Linked DNA regions of Homo sapiens: region 1 is linked to region 2. The links are chromatin loops, found by intact Hi-C in ENCODE. Cell type or tissue: heart right ventricle. All regions are shown on one strand. Each heading gives the region's core, and the rest is flanking DNA. Links, peaks and the distances in the headings are about the cores only. Region 1 overlaps USP46 (ubiquitin specific peptidase 46). Region 2 has its middle 110 kb from the start of USP46.

Evidence for each region. Peaks named below come from ENCODE experiments on the same cell type or tissue, not always from the same donor. Only the 100,000 strongest peaks of a DNase experiment are listed, where the experiment ranks them.
Region 1: a loop joins it to region 2, with 2.1 times the contacts of the local background. A loop is called at or near these places in 14 of 110 quality-filtered maps.

What each region holds. Positions count from the first base shown.
Region 1 is chr4:52,597,142-52,606,117 of GRCh38, forward strand. It overlaps USP46 (ubiquitin specific peptidase 46), which reads right to left. Exons shown (of 9, transcript NM_022832.4): 6 at 7,360-7,443; 7 at 4,716-4,913; 8 at 1,487-1,565; 9 at 1-600. The coding sequence ends at 499. Among named protein-coding and RNA genes, the nearest start is that of USP46, 58 kb to the right of the region's middle. In heart right ventricle, for the core only: no CTCF peak of the experiment used is centred there; a DNase peak (open chromatin) is centred at 3,269; H3K27ac peaks cover 1,981 bases.
Region 2 is chr4:52,540,980-52,549,955 of GRCh38, forward strand. No RefSeq gene overlaps it. Among named protein-coding and RNA genes, the nearest start is that of USP46, 110 kb to the right of the region's middle. In heart right ventricle, for the core only: a CTCF peak has its summit at 4,660 (motif pointing right); DNase peaks (open chromatin) are centred at 4,652 and 5,729; H3K4me3 peaks cover 488 bases; H3K27ac peaks cover 1,543 bases.

The DNA.
Region 1 (8,976 bases), core at 2,258-4,757, 55 kb after region 2:
AAGCTATACTTGCACCCCTAAAAGGTGAATATCTACCCAATTCTTCTGTCCTTGTATCAGAAGAGAGGCAGAGAAGCTGAAAATGGGTAGCAATGCTTCCAGGGACAAGTTAAAGGAATGCATTGTAAGAAGACCCTGGAAGCCATAGAAGTTTAGCAAACACCTAAAACAGACCGTAGACATTCATAGGAAATGTCATTCTAATACAGCCAGACATAATGAATGGCATAGCTTTCACCCAGTCCTAAAATTAGCAACCGTTATTCATATAAATCAGACTACAATCTGATTGCAGTTAACTCTATGTCAGACTGAAATAAAACCAAGAGTAGTGCTGCATGTAAAAACACAAAAGGAGAGAGTCTAACACAGCCAGACCATTGAGACTCGGAGTGATACCATTAGTGGGCCACTGGGGAAGAGGAAAGCCTGCGGAGAAGCCGGGTGACAGTGCTGTGAACATTCTCCCCACGTGAATCAGTCCCGCAGGTCTTTCAGTTACTCTCTTGACTGATAGAATAAAATATATCCAGATTCTGAATTTTTTGATATATCTGACGTCAGGCCATAGAATTCTTCAATAGCTTGAGCATCTATTTTCTGCAATAAAGGAGAAAGAAAACAACACAATTACTTAACATGATTCCTGGGGAAAGGAAATAAAAACTAATGGAATATATATTAAAATGCAAGGAACACAATTTGTTATGAAATCATCATTAGGAACTTTCAATAGCAAATGGAGAATTCCACAGACTTGGCTAAAGGACATCATCACATAAATTGTACATCTCTGGGAAAGAAGGCAATGCCTTCATGCATTAGCAACCCTGTGTGGGCACTCTTTGAAGAACAAGCCAAGACATCTCCCAGATGGTAAACTGATGGGTCCTGGAAATAGCCCTAAGTCTTTTCGGCCACCAGAGTTCATCTCTTTTGGTGTTATTCCACTAAAACTGCTACCTTAGTGGGTTAAAATAGATCATGTCTTTGAGTGTAGAATTCATTCCAGCTAGTATTCTTTTATAACAAAATCAATACATAGAATGTATTGGTATAATATAAAGATTTCCAGATCCAACAGACTGAATAAAATATTTTAAACAATAATCAATACAAGAAAAATTTGTTATAATAATTTTAATACAACTTTGAAGTCTATTGTTTGCCCTGTATCAGAGGGGGCTTTAGTCATGATAAGAAACAAGACTTAGACTGAAGTCTGATTTACGGTGGCACAGATAGAGAGATCCCATGTCTATGGATGAACCGTGGAGAACACAGCGTCAGTGAGTCCATGATCACACCCCTTCTCCCTTTCCATGGAGCATGGGGATTAGCAGAATTTGGTTTTGAATACAAATTTAAGTTGTTTTCAAATTACATTATGGGGAAACAGGCCTATTTTAGAAAATGTCTATACATACACATTCTCCGAAATACTACTGATGCTCTATGACTACTGGAGAATAATCTGCAAACCAACCTCTACAATGTCATCATCAAACAAAAGCCAGAAGCCGTGACTTTTCACAATAGTGATATAATGCCCACGATTAGGACCACTGGAAAAGAACAAATAAAAGGCAGTTAGCAAGTTAACATTTATCTCTTTATAAAACTCTACTTAGCTCTTTATAAGCAGTGATTCTCTGGGAAAAAAAACTATGTCATCAGCGTAAAGAACTTGGCATATAGCTCATGTCTATGTTTACAACACCATGCTGGACACAGGGGAATACAAAAGTGTGCAGAAGAGATGTCTCCTAAGGACTCATAATCCAGCAGCAAAAACAGACACTCAAATTCAGCAAATATTAACAAAAAATTACTCTCTACGTATTCTGTGCCAGGCCCTATTCTAGCTGTCAGGGGAAGAAGCAGTGAACAAAACAAAGACCCCACTTACTTAGGACTTGGGGTAGGGGCTAGATTGGCAATACACAAACTAAACTTATAAATGTATGTCAAGTGGTGAGAAGTGTCATGGAGAAGGATGAAGCAGGGTAATGGGATATGAGTGATGGGAGGAGGTAATATTTGATGGAAAGTGAAGGGAGGCCACTTTGATAATGTGAGTAGAAGGAAATTTCCCTGAAGGAAATGGCAGGGGGAGGGGTAGGGGTGGGGGTCAGGGCGTGGAGAGAAGCCATGTGACTCTGGGATGGAAGTTTCAGAAATAGGGAATAGCAAGTGCAAAGGCCTGGGGTGGGCGAGTAGCACTTGGTGTGTTCAGGAAGAGCAGAGAGGCCAAAGGAGGCCAGAGCAGCAGAGTGAGCGAGGCGGGGAAGACCAGAGGGGGCTGAGGGGCAGGCGCAGTAGAAGGAATTGCAGGTAAGATTTTAGGCTTTGCTTGAGCAAGCCAGGAAGAAATGGGGAATTTTAAGGAGTTGTATGATCTATGCTTTAGAAAGACATTAATAAACCAATATGCATAGTAACAAGTGTTAAAAAGCCGTATACTATGCTATATGGAAAAAAGCAGAAAGGACAACTAAGCACCTGTTACTATGTAGTTAGGTTAGATTTGCACAAGTGAGGAGATTTCAATCCTAAACCTAAAACTGTTTTTTAATGCACTGTTAAAGTTGAAAAAGCCAAACTTCCCCCTCTGTTTACCCTCTTTCAACACAAGATGATGGCAATGATCTGTTCCTGCCCTTTCTCCAGCCTCCTCCAGCTACTGTCTCCCTTTCCCTCTGAGCTCCAGCCCATCTGGCTCCTCTCACACACTGCCCCCTTCATATTATGGGCCTTTGCATTGCTGTAAACTCTGCCAGAGATAATCCTCCCCCAACTGCATTCTATTTAGCCCTGTGCTCAAATGTCACCTCCCCAGATGAATCTCTGCTGACCAACTCACCTGAAGATGTATCTCCCATCACTCACTCCCTCATCTCCCTGCTTATTCCTGATAGCACTGATCAAAATCATAAATTATCTGCAGTGGTTTGTTTTTGGGGGTAGCAGGGTGGTGTGTTTATTTGTTCATTATCAGTCTTTCCAGATAGATTATAAGCTTTGTGAGGGCAGGGTCCCTGTGCTGTGTGTCTTTTCGTTACTCTATTTTCAGATCCTGGCATGGAATCCAGAATATATGAGCTTAAAAAAAAACTTGCAGCAGAAATCAGTGCATGAGGCTATGCACCTGCTGCAACTGTGGGCCAGGAGGTCCTGGCATGGAAGGGAAGGCAGGCCCAGCTCCCTAACCTCAAAGCTTTCCAGTGCTACCTGGAAGCCACCCAATCCGCAAGCATAGGCCAGCCCTGCTCCACATAGGAGAACAATGCTACTTCTGTGGGGAGGAGTTTGAAGAATCCTAGTTAGTGGCATGCATGACTTGGCACCAACTGAGCTCTGCTACCAGGGCTCTTCTGACCTTGTGCTCACATTACAGAAACTGACCTTAGAGAACCCAACCTCCCGCTGAACGTCCAGTTCCCTTACCTGTGTCTCTGCCAGTCCTCCCAAGGATTTGAATTGGGCACCCACAGAGACCCACACTGAAAGTCCTGTGTACCCTGTGCAAGGGGCCCTCCTGTCCACACCACCCCTGCCACCCACTTTAGCCACAATGCCCACCAGGTCCCAGGCTCTGCCTGCCCTAAGATCTTCCCCAACCCTGCACCAATGTGAGGCCTCATCCAGTGCTCAAGGCTGGGTTCCAGATCACTGGAACCCTGTGTTCTTCAAAAGAATAACAGGTGTTCTTTAGGGAGAACACCACAAAACTGGCATATAACTAGCCAATAAATATCATTTTACTGAGAATACAAGAAAATATCCAGTGACTTAAAGTTAATACACACAGGATAAAATATGGGGTGCTTCAGATGTGAAGTTATACAGTTTCTGATGCCATCTACCCTAGTACACAATTAAAAATATATCAACCTATTCCTCTGCGTGGCAATGGTAGTCTCCTGGTAATGGTGTATTCACCATAATCCGACCTTAACAGATGGAGGAGAAAGACTCTTGCTCTATGACATGCCCCAATCTAAAACCTATGAGGGCAGGGGGAAAGCTGTGCCTACTCCCAAGACAGAACATAAACCTGTCCCAACTGAGCAAAGAATAACAAACAGGTGAATTTTCAAGATACTTTTCTTCCCTTATACCAAATTATGGAATAAAAAATAGCTGCTCAAAGGAATTTTGGCAAAATGCTTTGCCTCTCCATATCTAGAGGCCTTCTCTCTCTTATCTTTTTTCTGATTATATACTTATTACAGAATGTTGGGGAAAGACCAAAAATAACAAAGAATATTTTTTAAGAATATATTTTTAATCACTCAAAGTGCCAAAAAATTATTAAATTTGATCCATTGCTTCTAGTCTTTATTTACACATCTTAAAATACTTTTGAGATCATACTGTAAATGCAACTTGGCTTTTTAAAAATTAAAATCATAGCATAGACATTTATTTCTCCATGTTATTTCAAATTCTTCATAACCATCGTTTTCATGCAATGGAGATTTATTAAGTAATTTCTCTCATGATAGAACATTTAGATTATCATTACTGGAATGCTCTTTATTTTATGTGCCTGCAGGCATGTTTATATATTTTTTGTGATGATCAGTAAGAGTTTGGCAGAGATCCCAAAACTATTGAGTGCCACGGCCCAGGAAAGGTGCAGCTGGGTATACTTCAGCGAAGAGGCAACCCTTACACTTACCCTGTATACCTGCTTCCAGTCTTGCCCTTACCTGCCACAGTGAACGACCACCGCAACCAAGTCATACATGCGGTCCAGGTTCACTGCATCACTGGAGGTGTTGAAGAGCCGGAGTTCCAGAGGGAAGACCACACGGTAAGACAGCTTGGTGTATCTGTGCAGCTGCTCCATGTACTTGAACCGCTTTAGGTGCAGGGCCAAGATCATGGGCAGCTTTTTTACCCTCATCCTAAGAAACCAAGAAATAGAAAATCAGTTGTACCCAACACCTATTAGGGGAAGAGAATACACTGTCATCTGCACAAACAGAATAGTAGGAGGTTCTATCCAACTTCAAACCAGCAAACAACCAAACAGTTTGCAAGGATAAAAGTATGCTGGCATATATAGAGCTGACTTATCCTACATCCCTGGCTCCCAGCAGGAGAAATGTACAATGGTGTGTGTCTGTTTGTTGGAAGGAGACGTTCCAGAATTTTTGTACAAATAAAAATAGGCTGTGCAATTGTTCTCCATCACTGCCCTGTGCCTTCCAGAGAGAAATGATATTTGGACAATCTACCCCCTGAGATGATGGAGAGGAAGGTTGAGAGCTTTTGAGAACAGGAAGCTGGGAAGAGGACAAGGTAGATGATGCCGACTGCTGGACTTACAGGTTCTGAGGACTGGCAGGAGGATGGATGCTTCTGACACACACTCTTGGGCATCGGGACACCAAGCGTGCCAGGCTCACTCTCATTCCGACCCTTGTGATCTTGGGCAAGTCACTTCCCTTCTCTAGCTCTCAGTTTCCTTATTTATAAAATGCAGGGGTTGGCTTAGGGCTACATTTCACAAACTGGGCTCAGGAGAGCACTGGAGATGTTAACAGATGTGGTGTTTCTGTGGCTAAGTAAGTTTGGATGATGCTACTTTCTGCTTTGAAGATCCTATGTGTACATTACCAGACTGAAGACTTTGAGAAATCCTGCAGTAAAGGAATTGTTCTGTTGTTTGATGTTGCACTTCCCAAACTTATATAAACATAGAAAAGTTTTTTTACTAGGTGACCATTAACATTTCTCAGTAAAAAGTCGCAAAGGCAACAGTTTATGCAGAGTACACTGCTAGAATAGAGGGTCTTCCAGTTACCTTCCAGCCCCCATTCCATGAATGTACTGAATTAAGTGTAAATGCCATTTAGTTTGTGTACATTTTTAATGCATAGTATGTGAAAAAGACAAATTTTAGAAGAATAGTTTTAAGGAATCTATTAAGGAAAAGCCCTGTTCATATAAATAAGCAAGTAAAACAACAGTAGAGAAATAAGAAGTATGGGGAACCCCATGTTTTATGGGAACACATGACATTGCAATATATAAACCCCCCAGGGCTGAACAAAAAATGTCTTAATGCCACAAAGGAAGACCCCAGGCCAGCCTTAGGCAGATTGAGGTTATAAGGATGGGGGACAGACATGAGTGACCTTCTTTACTAACAAAAGGTATCTACCTACCTCCTTGAGGACTGCCCGCTAAGGTGACTAACCATCTGTAAGTTTTGCAGCAAAGAAAAGTGTACATGTTTGGAGTGAACGCCTGGGAAGGCTGGGCAGAGAAATGATCTCAACCTCAGGTCTAGACCCCTGAGGGTTTTAGACAGCAGTATTGAGCATCTGCCAGCTGCCTTGAATACTCCAGAACCACTGACAAGATAGATTTAACTCACAGGAAGCCTTCGCAGGATGACTGAAATGGCAACTTTCCTGGCTTGTAGGAGCAGATTAATGGGGGTTATTCCAGATTTTCCAAGAACTGTAACTGTCTAGTGTGCAGGAAAGGTGGTGCAATAACTTTCTAACTTTCTTATCACCTGTTCTTTTTCTTTTTTCTTTTTTTGATACAGAGTCTCACTCTGTCACCCAGGCTGGAGTGCAGTAGTACGATCTCAGCTCACTGTAACCTCTGCCTCCTGGGCTTAAGTGATTCTCCTGCCTCAGCCTCCCGAGTAGGTGGGATCATAGGCACCTGGCACCATGCCCAGCTAATTTTTGTGTTTTTAGTAGAGACGGGGTTTCACCATGTTGGCCAGGCTGGTCTCAAACTCCTGACCTCAAATGATCGGCCTGTCTTGGCCTCCCAAAATGCTGGGATTATAGGTGTGAGCCACTGTGCCCAGCCTCTAATCACCTATTCTTATAACTGATGTGTTAATAATTTCCTCATGAGTCCTTATGAAATGATATATATTTTTTAAACCTCTGTCTCTAAATAAGAGGTCCTAATGTTTAAGCAATACAAACAAAAATAATATTGGGTGTCTACTATGTGTTATATACTCTGCTAAGTACTTTATATAATTTACCTTTAATCTCAAGAGAATAGTGATTATATTTAATCATTACTTGTTTATCTAGCATAATATCTGGCACATGGCAGGGCTCAACAAATATTTGCTGAATGACTGAATGAATAAACAAATAAGTAAACAATCGGACAGACAACTCTCCAAGTTGTTCTCTCCAAGGTCAGCGTTCTTATCCCAGTTTCACTGGTGAGGAGGATAACTGACTTCCCCAAGGCTCCATGGCTACAAGCCCAGGTAGCTGAGATTGATTCAAAGCCAACCCTGCTGGGCCCCACAGTCGGGATCCTTCTCACCACACAAAGATAACCCTGAGCTAAATCTTTACCTACCTTTTCTGGGCTTCTTGTTTGCTGCAGCATGTTTCACAATAATATTTTTGTTCACTACACAGTGTTTCTGTGTTGCTGAAGTCTCTGTAGAGGAAAATATTTCCATCTTTAAAAAATGTCCAAATCTACTTGGTATACTATGTTTTAAATCCCTCAATTAACCTGTAGGGTAATTTTTAAGTAAAAATGGAAGAAGAAGTAATCAGAAAAAAATCCTACTTAAGACTAGGATGGTAGAGAAACTACAGGATGAAAAACAAAAATAAGCTAAGACTGGGTGCCATTACGGTGGTAGACATGCTCTTTTCATCGAATCATGAATTTACCATGAGAGATTCAAATATAGTTTTATTTAATGGGACACAGGCAGATATAAATTAGGGTTTCCAACTGGATTCAGAAAAAAAACTCATGATTTAATGGAGAATACCTATAAGCTAGAAATTAAAATCGTAATAGAAAAATACTGTTGAGTAAAAGTTCACCGTAAACACTAAAACTTAGATCCAGAAAGTAAATCACATAACATGCAAGGTGACATTATTGTGTAGTTAATGAAAAATAGTATTTCTCTGGTAGTCCATATTTTCAAAGAGCATGAAAGTAAAGATAATGAAATTTAAACCACATACAAAACTGCCCTCTTAGTGAACTAAAGAAATCCTGAATTAATCAGATGACCACCTCCTACCAACCCCTGCTCCCCACTGCTCCCCCGCCGGAGGAGATGAACTTTTGCCTGCCTCCTTTGGAGAACAAAAGCCATTGTGTTTGTCATATGTGTATCTGCCTTATCATGAGGTTCTACTCTGCTACTTACGGTTTTTATTTTTTAAATGTCATGGTTTTTCATTCTTTTCCAGCCATCAAGATTCTACTTAACATTTCTGTGGTACTGCTTCAAAGGCTGAAAAGAACATCTGGACTAATACCCTATAGTTTTGAAAAATTCTGGGGCATTTCCTTGTTCAGTGTCCTAGTACCATAATGACCAGATTTTATTAAACAGAAAATGTTATTTAAAATGTGTTAAATGATTCTACCACTTACACAGAACACATCAAAAGAAAACACAGATTCTTTCATTCATTAAGTCCCCAAATGTTTCCTGCCAGTCCTCTGGGCTAGGTTCTGGGGATCCACAGAGAATAACTGCCTTCATACGGCTCACACTTTAACAGAGATGTGTGCAAATGAACCACTGACAACATGAAATGATCAGTGCAGCTTCAACAGAAAGCATTACATGATTCCCCTGCTGAAATCCTCCAGCAGTTTCCAGTGCACTTATCCACCCTGCCTCCTTCTCTCTGCTCCAGCCACACTGGCCCTGGGAAATCCTCTTCTCACCTTAGGGTGATTGCAGGTGCTATTTTCTCAGCACTGAGAGCTTCCTCCCAGAGGCTTCCATGGCTGGCTAACCCGGTTGTTCAGCACTCAGCCTAAACATCCCCTCTTTGGAGAAAACTTCTCTGGCCACTTTGTCCAAGCCTATCCAGCCCCTATCACATTGCCGTCTTATTTCTTCCCAGCATCTGAAACCATTCCTCTGTTCATTTGATTACTTGCCTCCCCTCTATGTGGGCAGTGCACTTGTCATTCCTATATCCCCAGCAT
Region 2 (8,976 bases), core at 3,287-5,786:
AGACCTAATAGACATCTACAGAACTCTCCACCCCAAATCAACAGAATATACATTTTTTTCAGCACCACACCACACCTATTCCAAAATTGACCACATAGTTGGAAGTAAAGCTCTCCTCAGCAAATGTAAAAGAACAGAAATTATAACAAACTATCTCTCAGACCACAGTGCAATCAAACTAGAACTCAGGATTAAGAATCTCACTCAAAGCCGCTCAACTACATGGAAACTGAACAACCTGCTCCTGAATGACTACTGGGTACATAACGAAATGAAGGCAGAAATAAAGATGTTCTTTGAAACCAACGAGAACAAAGACACCACATACCAGAATCTCTGGGACGCATTCAAAGCAGTGTGTAGAGGGAAATTTATAGCACTAAATGCCTACAAGAGAAAGCAGGAAAGATCCAAAATTGACACCCTAACATCACAATTAAAAGAACTAGAAAAGCAAGAGCAAACACATTCCAAAGCTAGCAGAAGGCAAGAAATAACTAAAATCAGAGCAGAACTGAAGGAAATAGAGACACAAAAAACCCTTCAAAAAATCAATGAATCCAGGAGCTGGTTCTTTGAAAGGATCAACAGAATTGATAGACCGCTAGCAAGACTAATAAAGAAAAAAAGAGAGAAGAATCAAATAGACACAATAAAAAATGATAAAGGGGATATCACCACCGATCCCACAGAAATACAAACTATCATCAGAGAATACTACAAACACCTCTACGCTAATAAACTAGAAAATCTAGAAGAAATGGATACATTCCTCGACACATACACTCTCCCAAGACTAAACCAGGAAGAAGTTGAATCTCTGAATAGACCAATAACAGGCTCTGAAATTGTGGCAATAATCAATAGTTTACCAACCAAAAAGAGTCCAGGACCAGATGGATTCACAGCCGAATTCTACCAGAGGTACAAGGAGGAACTGGTACCATTCCTTCTGAAGCTATTCCAATCAATAGAAAAAGAGGGAATCCTCCCTAACTCATTTTATGAGGCCAGCATCATTCTGATACCAAAGCCGGGCAGAGACACAACCAAAAAAGAGAATTTTAGACCAATATCCTTGATGAACATTGATGCAAAAATCCTCAATAAAATACTGGCAAACCGAATCCAGCAGCACATCAAAAAGCTTATCCACCATGATCAAGTGGGCTTCATCCCTGGGATGCAAGGCTGGTTCAATATACGCAAATCAATAAATGCAATCCAGCATATAAACAGAGCCAAAGACAAAAACCACATGATTATCTCAATAGATGCAGAAAAAGCCCTTGACAAAATTCAACAACCCTTCATGCTAAAAACTCTCAATAAATTAGGTATTGATGGGACGTATTTCAAAATAATAAGAGCTATCTATGACAAACCCACAGCCAATATCATTCTGAATGGGCAAAAACTGGAAACATTCCCTTTGAAAACTGGCACAAGACAGGGATGCCCTCTCTCACCGCTCCTATTCAACATAGTGTTGGAAGTTCTGGCCAGGGCAATCAGGCAGGAGAAGGAAATAAAGGGTATTCAATTAGGAAAAGAGGAAGTCAAATTGTCCCTGTTTGCAGACGACATGATTGTTTATCTAGAAAACCCCATCGTCTCAGCCCAAAATCTCCTTAAGCTGATAAGCAACTTCAGCAAAGTCTCAGGATGCAAAATCAATGTACAAAAATCACAAGCATTCTTATACACCAACAACAGACAAACAGAGAGCCAAATCATGAGTGAACTCCCATTCACAATTGCTTCAAAGAGAATAAAATACCTAGGAGTCCAACTTACAAGGGACGTGAAGGACCTCTTCAAGGAGAACTAAAAACCACTGCTCAAGGAAATAAAAGAGGACACAAACAAATGGAAGAACATTCCATGCTCATGGGTAGGAAGAATCAATATCGTGAAAATGGCCATACTGCCCAAGGTAATTTACAGATTCAATGCCATCCCCATCAAGCTACCAATGACTTTCTTCACAGAATTGGAAAAAACTACTTTAAAGTTCATATGGAACCAAAAAAGAGCCCGCATCGCCAAGTCAATCCTAAGCCAAAAGAACAAAGCTGGAGGCATCACACTACCTGACTTCAAACTATACTACAAGGCTACAGTAACCAAAACAGCATGGTACTGGTACCAAAACAGAGATATAGATCAATGGAACAGAACAGAGCCCTCAGAAATAATGCCACATATCTACAACTATCTGATCTTTGACAAACCTGAGAAAAACAAGCAATGGGGAAAGGATTCCCTATTTAATAAATGGTGCTGGGAAAACTGGCTAGCCATATGTAGAAAGCTGAAACTGGATCCCTTCCTTACACCTTATACAAAAATCAATTCAAGATGGATTAAAGATTTAAACGTTAGACCTAAAACCATAAAAACCCTAGAAGAAAACCTAGGCATTACCATCCAGGACATAGGCGTGGGCAAGGACTTCATGTCTAAAACACCAAAAGCAATGGCAACAAAAGCCAAAATTGACAAATGGGATCTAATTAAACTAAAGAGCTTCTGCACAGCAAAAGAAACTACCATCAGAGTGAACAGGCAACCTACAACATGGGAGAAAATTTTCGCAACCTACTCATCTGACAAAGGGCTAATATCCAGAATCTACAATGAACTCAAACAAATTTACAAGAAAAAAACAAACAACCCCATCAAAAAGTGGGCGAAGGACATGAACAGACACTTCTCAAAAGAAGACATTTATGCAGCCAAAAAACACATGAAGAAATGCTCATCATCACTGGCCATCAGAGAAATGCAAATCAAAACCACTATGAGATATCATCTCACACCAGTTAGAATGGCAATCATTAAAAAGTCAGGAAACAACAGGTGCTGGAGAGGATGTGGAGAAATAGGAACACTTTTACACTGTTGGTGGGACTGTAAACTAGTTCAACCATTGTGGAAGTCAGTGTGGCGATTCCTCAGGGATCTAGAACTAGAAATACCATTTGACCCAGCCATCCCATTACTGGGTATATACCCAAAGGACTATAAATCATGCTGCTATAAAGACACATGCACACGTATGTTTATTGTGGCACTATTCACAATAGCAAAGACTTGGAACCAACCCAAATGTCCAACGATAGACTGGATTAAGAAAATGTGGCACATATACACCATGGAATACTATGCAGCCATAAAAAATGATGAGTTCATGTCCTTTGTAGGGACATGGATGAAATTGGAAACCATCATTCTCAGTAAACTATCGCAAGAACAAAAAACCAAACACCGCATATTGTCACTCATAGGTTGGAACTGAACAATGAGATCACTTGGACACAGGAAGGGGAATATCACACTCTGGGGACTGTGGTGGGGTCGGGGGAGGGGGGAGGGATAGCATTGGGAGATATACCTAATGCTAGATGACACGTTAGTGGGTGCAGCGCACCAGCATGGCACACGTATACATATGTAACTAACCTGCACAATGTGCACATGTACCCTAAAACTTAGAGTATAATAAAAAAAAAAAAAAATTAAAAAAAAAAAAAAAAGAGGAAGTGAATAAATGTATTCATGTATATATTTTTTCTAATCTGGACAAAAATTTAAGGTTGAATTCACAGCCAACAGTAATAAAATATGTTAATTCCTGAGAAAAAAAAAAAAAAAAGAATGTGTTATAGGCCTGGAGTGGTGGCTCATCCTTGTAATCCCAGTACTGTTCAAGGCTGAGGCAGGAGGTTTGCTTGAGCCCAGGAGTTCAAGATCAGCCTAGGCAACATAGTGGGACCCCATTTCAACAAAAAAATACAAAAATTAGCCATGTGTGGTGGTGCATGCCTGTACTCTCAGCTACTCAGGAGGCTGAGGCAGATGATCACTTGAGCCTCAAAGGTTGAGACTACTGTGAGCTATGATCGCACCACTGCACTCCAGCTTGGGCGACTCTAGAAGAACCCCATCTTAAAACAACAACAACAACAACGAATGCTTTATAGAGTGTACTGGTCAGGACTCTTGGTCAAACGGGGAAAAAACTCAATTTGGACTAGCCTAAGCTAACACTCCCCTCTCTCTCCTGTCTGTCTGTCTTCTCTCTCTCTCTCTCTCTCTTTCCCTCTCTCTCTCTCTCTCTCCCTCTCTGTCTTTGAGACAGGGTCTCCAGGCTGGAGTGCAATGGTGCAATCACAGCTCACTACAACCTCCAAGTCCTAGACTCAAGCGATCCTCCCACCTCAGCCTCCCCCAAGAGCAGCTTGGACCACAGGCCTGTTCCAACACACCCAGCCCCTCCTCCTGAGTCTGCTCCTCCTGGCTTGTCGGGCACCTTCTCACAGGCCTGCTGTCTCCTTGAGGCTGAATCCTGAGAGCACAGATCCTGTGTTCACATCCTCGCAGCTTCACCTGCCCAGATGACAGACACTCAGAGCAATTGCTATGACCAGAAGGGGACAGTCAGCTCCTATTTGAATCAAATGTTGAACTTTTGGCAAGAGATGTGGGGCAGACCGAGCAAGCCCACTAAAGGAGTTGTTGGGGTCCCCCACACTAACACTTTGCATCTGCTGCCGGAGCCGTTATTGCCCTCACTGTCTCAGATTTGGCCAGCACTTAGTGGCTGCACAGGGACACTTCCCCTCTAGACCTGCTGCTCCCCTTTAGCCCAGTAGGAGGCAGCATTGCCCCTCCTTGCCCTACGACTCGCTGGACTGATTCCAGGCTTCCAGCTCAGCAGGAAGAGGATCCATTAAAAAGATTTTATCTTCGGAAAACCTTATCACCCCTCAAATGTCAAGACTTTCAGAAATTAATCTAGAGTTTTCTCCTTTTCAGGTCTCAAATTTTAAAACAGAATCATAAAATGCTAGAGCCAGGAGGAGCCTCTGGAGTCCTGTCACATCCAGCCCTCTGTTTTAAAGATGAATAGATCGACCAAGGCAGAGACTCAAATACATATTCTAACATTTGGTACCAGATTGCGAAGTCATTGGAACCGAGCATAAAAAGCTATCAAGGAGAGATAAAAGATCTGAAGGAAAGGTTGCGTATCAATTTCTGGAAAGCTGGACTAAACTTTTAATGGAAAACAATTATTTTATAAAAAGGTAAAGAGAAAAGGTGAAATTTTAAAAATAGGTTAAGTAATACTTCAATAATATTTAACCTACATATCAAATATACTATTATTTCACCATGTAGTCAGTAAAGACACCTGTGAATAAGATCTTTTGCATTCTTTTTCTGTACTAAATCTTTGAGATCTGGTGAGTATTGTACAGTTATAGCATATCTCAATTTGGACAAGCCATGTCTCAAGTGCTTAGTAGCCACATGCAGCCAGTGGCTACTGTGTTGGATGGTGCAGAATTGAAAAACAGGTTAGTACAGAACCTTGTGGAGCCCTCAGGACAAGCTGCACAGACATTTGAGCTCACCCAGGGCATTCTGGGGAAATGTCTTATACCAACAGAATATAAGGGGCTGATATATTTTACCAAAAAGAGCTTCCTGTTTGAAAAAAAATATATACTTTTCACCCCATCTCCTCTCCTCAGATAAGCTGCAGAAGGATGCATGATCATCGCATCATTATTATTCTTAAACAATGAACTGAAGTGGACCAGTCAAGTGAATGCCAAAGGGAGTTTGATGGAAGAGGCTGTCCTGTTCTCGCCTAGAGTGACCTCACAATCTGTGGCCCAGGAGGATTTTATAAGATATCAGCATGCCTGTGGAGAACAAATGAATAGTTTTTTCCTTAGTGCTAAAAACACCAGAGGCAATTTTCACATACCCACCCTTCGTTTTTACAGGACGTGGTGGGGGAGTCAGGCTGTAATCACAGTGTGTTAACTGAGGATAAAATAGAGAGCATCAGCTAGATTGCTCTTTCTTGAAAACAACAGCCAAAAAAGAAAAACAGCACTCAGGATTTTGAGTCGTTTTGCATGCTCAGGAGAGGATGGCAGTTTCAAGCACAACATCAAGAGGAAGGACAAAGTTGAGCCCAACTGGGCACCAGCAAGGAGTGGGTGCACCCATCCATGCCTCCACGCTCCTAAAAATGAGGGCTCCCGTCATTTTGGGGTAGTGGGTGTTTCACAGCCTGTTCTCCTCAGCAGCTTTGAAATTCCGCGTTCTGAGTTCTGGTAGTGTAGCCTGGCACAGAGTTGCAGGGACAAGGTTTGTTCGCACCCTAATCTCCTACCCCAGCCTGCTGTCTTCCTGGCTGCCCCACAATCTGAAGTCGAGGGTTTCTCACTAAACACTGAGCAGAGCGGCAGGCAGACCTTGACCTTGCCTCATACGTTCAAGTGAAATAAGCAACCACCCTAAAAAAGAAACCAAGTTTTGCCTTTGTTGATGGATTCCTCCTTCTATGGAAGTATCTGTGATAAGGATACTGTCATCCTGAACCACTGAGTCCTTTGTTCCAAAAATAGTGATTGACAGTCATTGATCACTTACTGCCGGGTGCCTATAGTAACTCATTTAAAGCTCTGCATAATAGTCCTTCCACAGCCGGTTGTGGTGGCTCACACCTGTAATCCCAGCACTTTAGGAGCCTGAGGTGGGCGGATCACTTGAGGTCAAGAGTTCAAGACCAGCCTGGCCAACATGGCGAAACCCTGTCTCTACTAAAAATACAAAATTAGCTGGGCTTTGTGGCAAGCGCCTGTAATCCCAGCTACTCGGGAGGTTGAGGCACAAGAATTGCTTGAACCTGGGAGGCAGAAGTTGCAGTGAGTTGAGATCACACCACTGCACTCCAGCCTGGGCAACAAGAGCAAAACTCCATCTCAAAAAATAATAATAATAATAATAAATAAAAATAAAATAAAATAAATAAAAATAAATTAACCAGTTATGGTGGCTCACACATGTAGTCCCAGCTACTCAGGAGGCTGAGGCAGGAGAGTCGCTTGAACCCAGGAGGCAGAGGTTGCAGTGAGCTGAGATTGTGCCATTGCAATCCAGCCTGGGCAACATAGAGAGATTCTGTCCAATAATAATAATAACAGTAATAGTCCCTCCAAACTATCCTAAGTGCTTTGTATACTGTATTAAAGTCCTAGGTTCGCCATAACAAAGTACCACAGACTGGGTGGCTTCAACAACAGAAATTGTATTTTTCCACAGTTCTGGAGGCCAGGCATCCAAGATCTAGGTGTCAGCAGTTTTGGTTTCTTCTGAAGCTATGAAGGAGACTCTGTTCCACACCCCTCTCCCAGCTTCTGGGGGTTTGCTGGCAATCTTTGGTATTCCTTGGCTTGTAGATGCAACACCCTAGTCTCTGCCTTTGCCTTCACATGGCATTTTCCCTTTGTATGTCTGTATCCAAATCTCTCCTTTTCAAAAGGGCACTGGTCATGCTGGATTAGGGCACACACTAATAACTTTATTTTAAGTTGATTACTTCTGTGAAGACCCTGTTTTCAAATAAGGTCACCTTCTGAGGTCTTGGAGGTTAGGACTCCAGTTTGTTTTGAGGGGGACACAATTCAACCCATAACACACATATTAACTCATTTGTCTTTCCAACAGCCCTTCAAGGCATCTTCCTGGATAATTTATCCCATTTGCAGAAGAGGGCACCTGGGACACAGAGAAAGTAAATGACTGGCCAAGGTCACTGTATTAGTCGGTTTTCATGCAGCTGATAAAGACATACCTGAGACTGGGTAATTTATAATGAAAAAGAGGTTTAACGAACTCACAGTTCCATGTGGCTAGGGAGGCCTCATAATCATGGCAGAAAGCAAAAGGCACTTCTTACATGGCGGCAGCAAGACAGAAAACTTGTGCAGGGAAACTCTCCTTTATGAAACCATCAGATCTTTTGAAACTTATTCACTGTCACGAGAACAGCACAGGAAAGACCTGCCTCCATGATTCAATTACCTCCCACCAGGTCCCTCCCAAGACGTGGGAATTGTGTGAACTATGATTCAAGATAAGATTTGGGTGAGGACACAGCCAAACCATAGCAGTTACCAAGTTGGCAGTTGGTGGAGTCCCACAGGCTGTCTAGTTTGAGTGAGTCTGCTGTGCAACCCCATATGTATTGTTATTACTGTCTCAGATTTACACCTGAGGAAACCAAAATATACAGGTCACAAAACCCACCAGTATTACACAGTGAGTCATTGGCAGAGCTGGAGTTTGAACCCACTGCTATTCGGCTTCAGCACCTGAGCTGGTAATCACTAAACTATGTGACTTCTCTTACATAAAAATATCTTCCCAGAATTCAGGAAAGGCTAATTCGCCACTGCACACTTTCCAAGGACTGCACAATTCTTTGGTGGTGTTGGTTATGCATGACAGTAACTGTTGGAAGGGACTGGTGTCGGTCATTGGCGTAGGGCAGCAGGGTGAGTATCAGGAAAAAGCAAAAGGACCCAGGGGATCTGCAAGTCCTTGAGCCCCCACCTCTAGCACTGCCCTTAACCACCTCGGCCTCTGCCAGGGAACCAGGAAGAGGATGGGCAAATAGGAGGGCAATTCTGGGCTGCTTTGGGTAAAATAAAAAGGGGGCAGGAAATGAAAGGATTCAGGCTGTTAAAAGAAGCGACTCAACAGATCTTGCCTTATCCTTTCTTCCTTACTGGAAGGAAGCGGGTCTTACTGTCGCATGAGGAAATGGGGGAGCCCAGCTCCTGAGCATTCAGGCTAGTCTTGGTGTGATTCATAGTGTGATGATTTCTCTCTCTGAAAAATTTAAATGTAGAGACACAAAGCTGGGAGTTGAGAGCTGTGTCTCATGAATGTCACAACTGGGGTCCACACCTACCCTCCTCAGGATTAGCTGTTCAATTCCTCCTGGAATTTTGGGAGAAATCCATTGAATCCCACCCCCAACTCCCTGTTACTAGTTGTTAGTGGTGGTTAAGAGAGCTTGAGTTGTTTTCTCTATTCACTTAGTTTGAGTCCTGTACACTCATAAAAGTTATATCATTACCTTTCATTTCATTGAATCTAAACTAT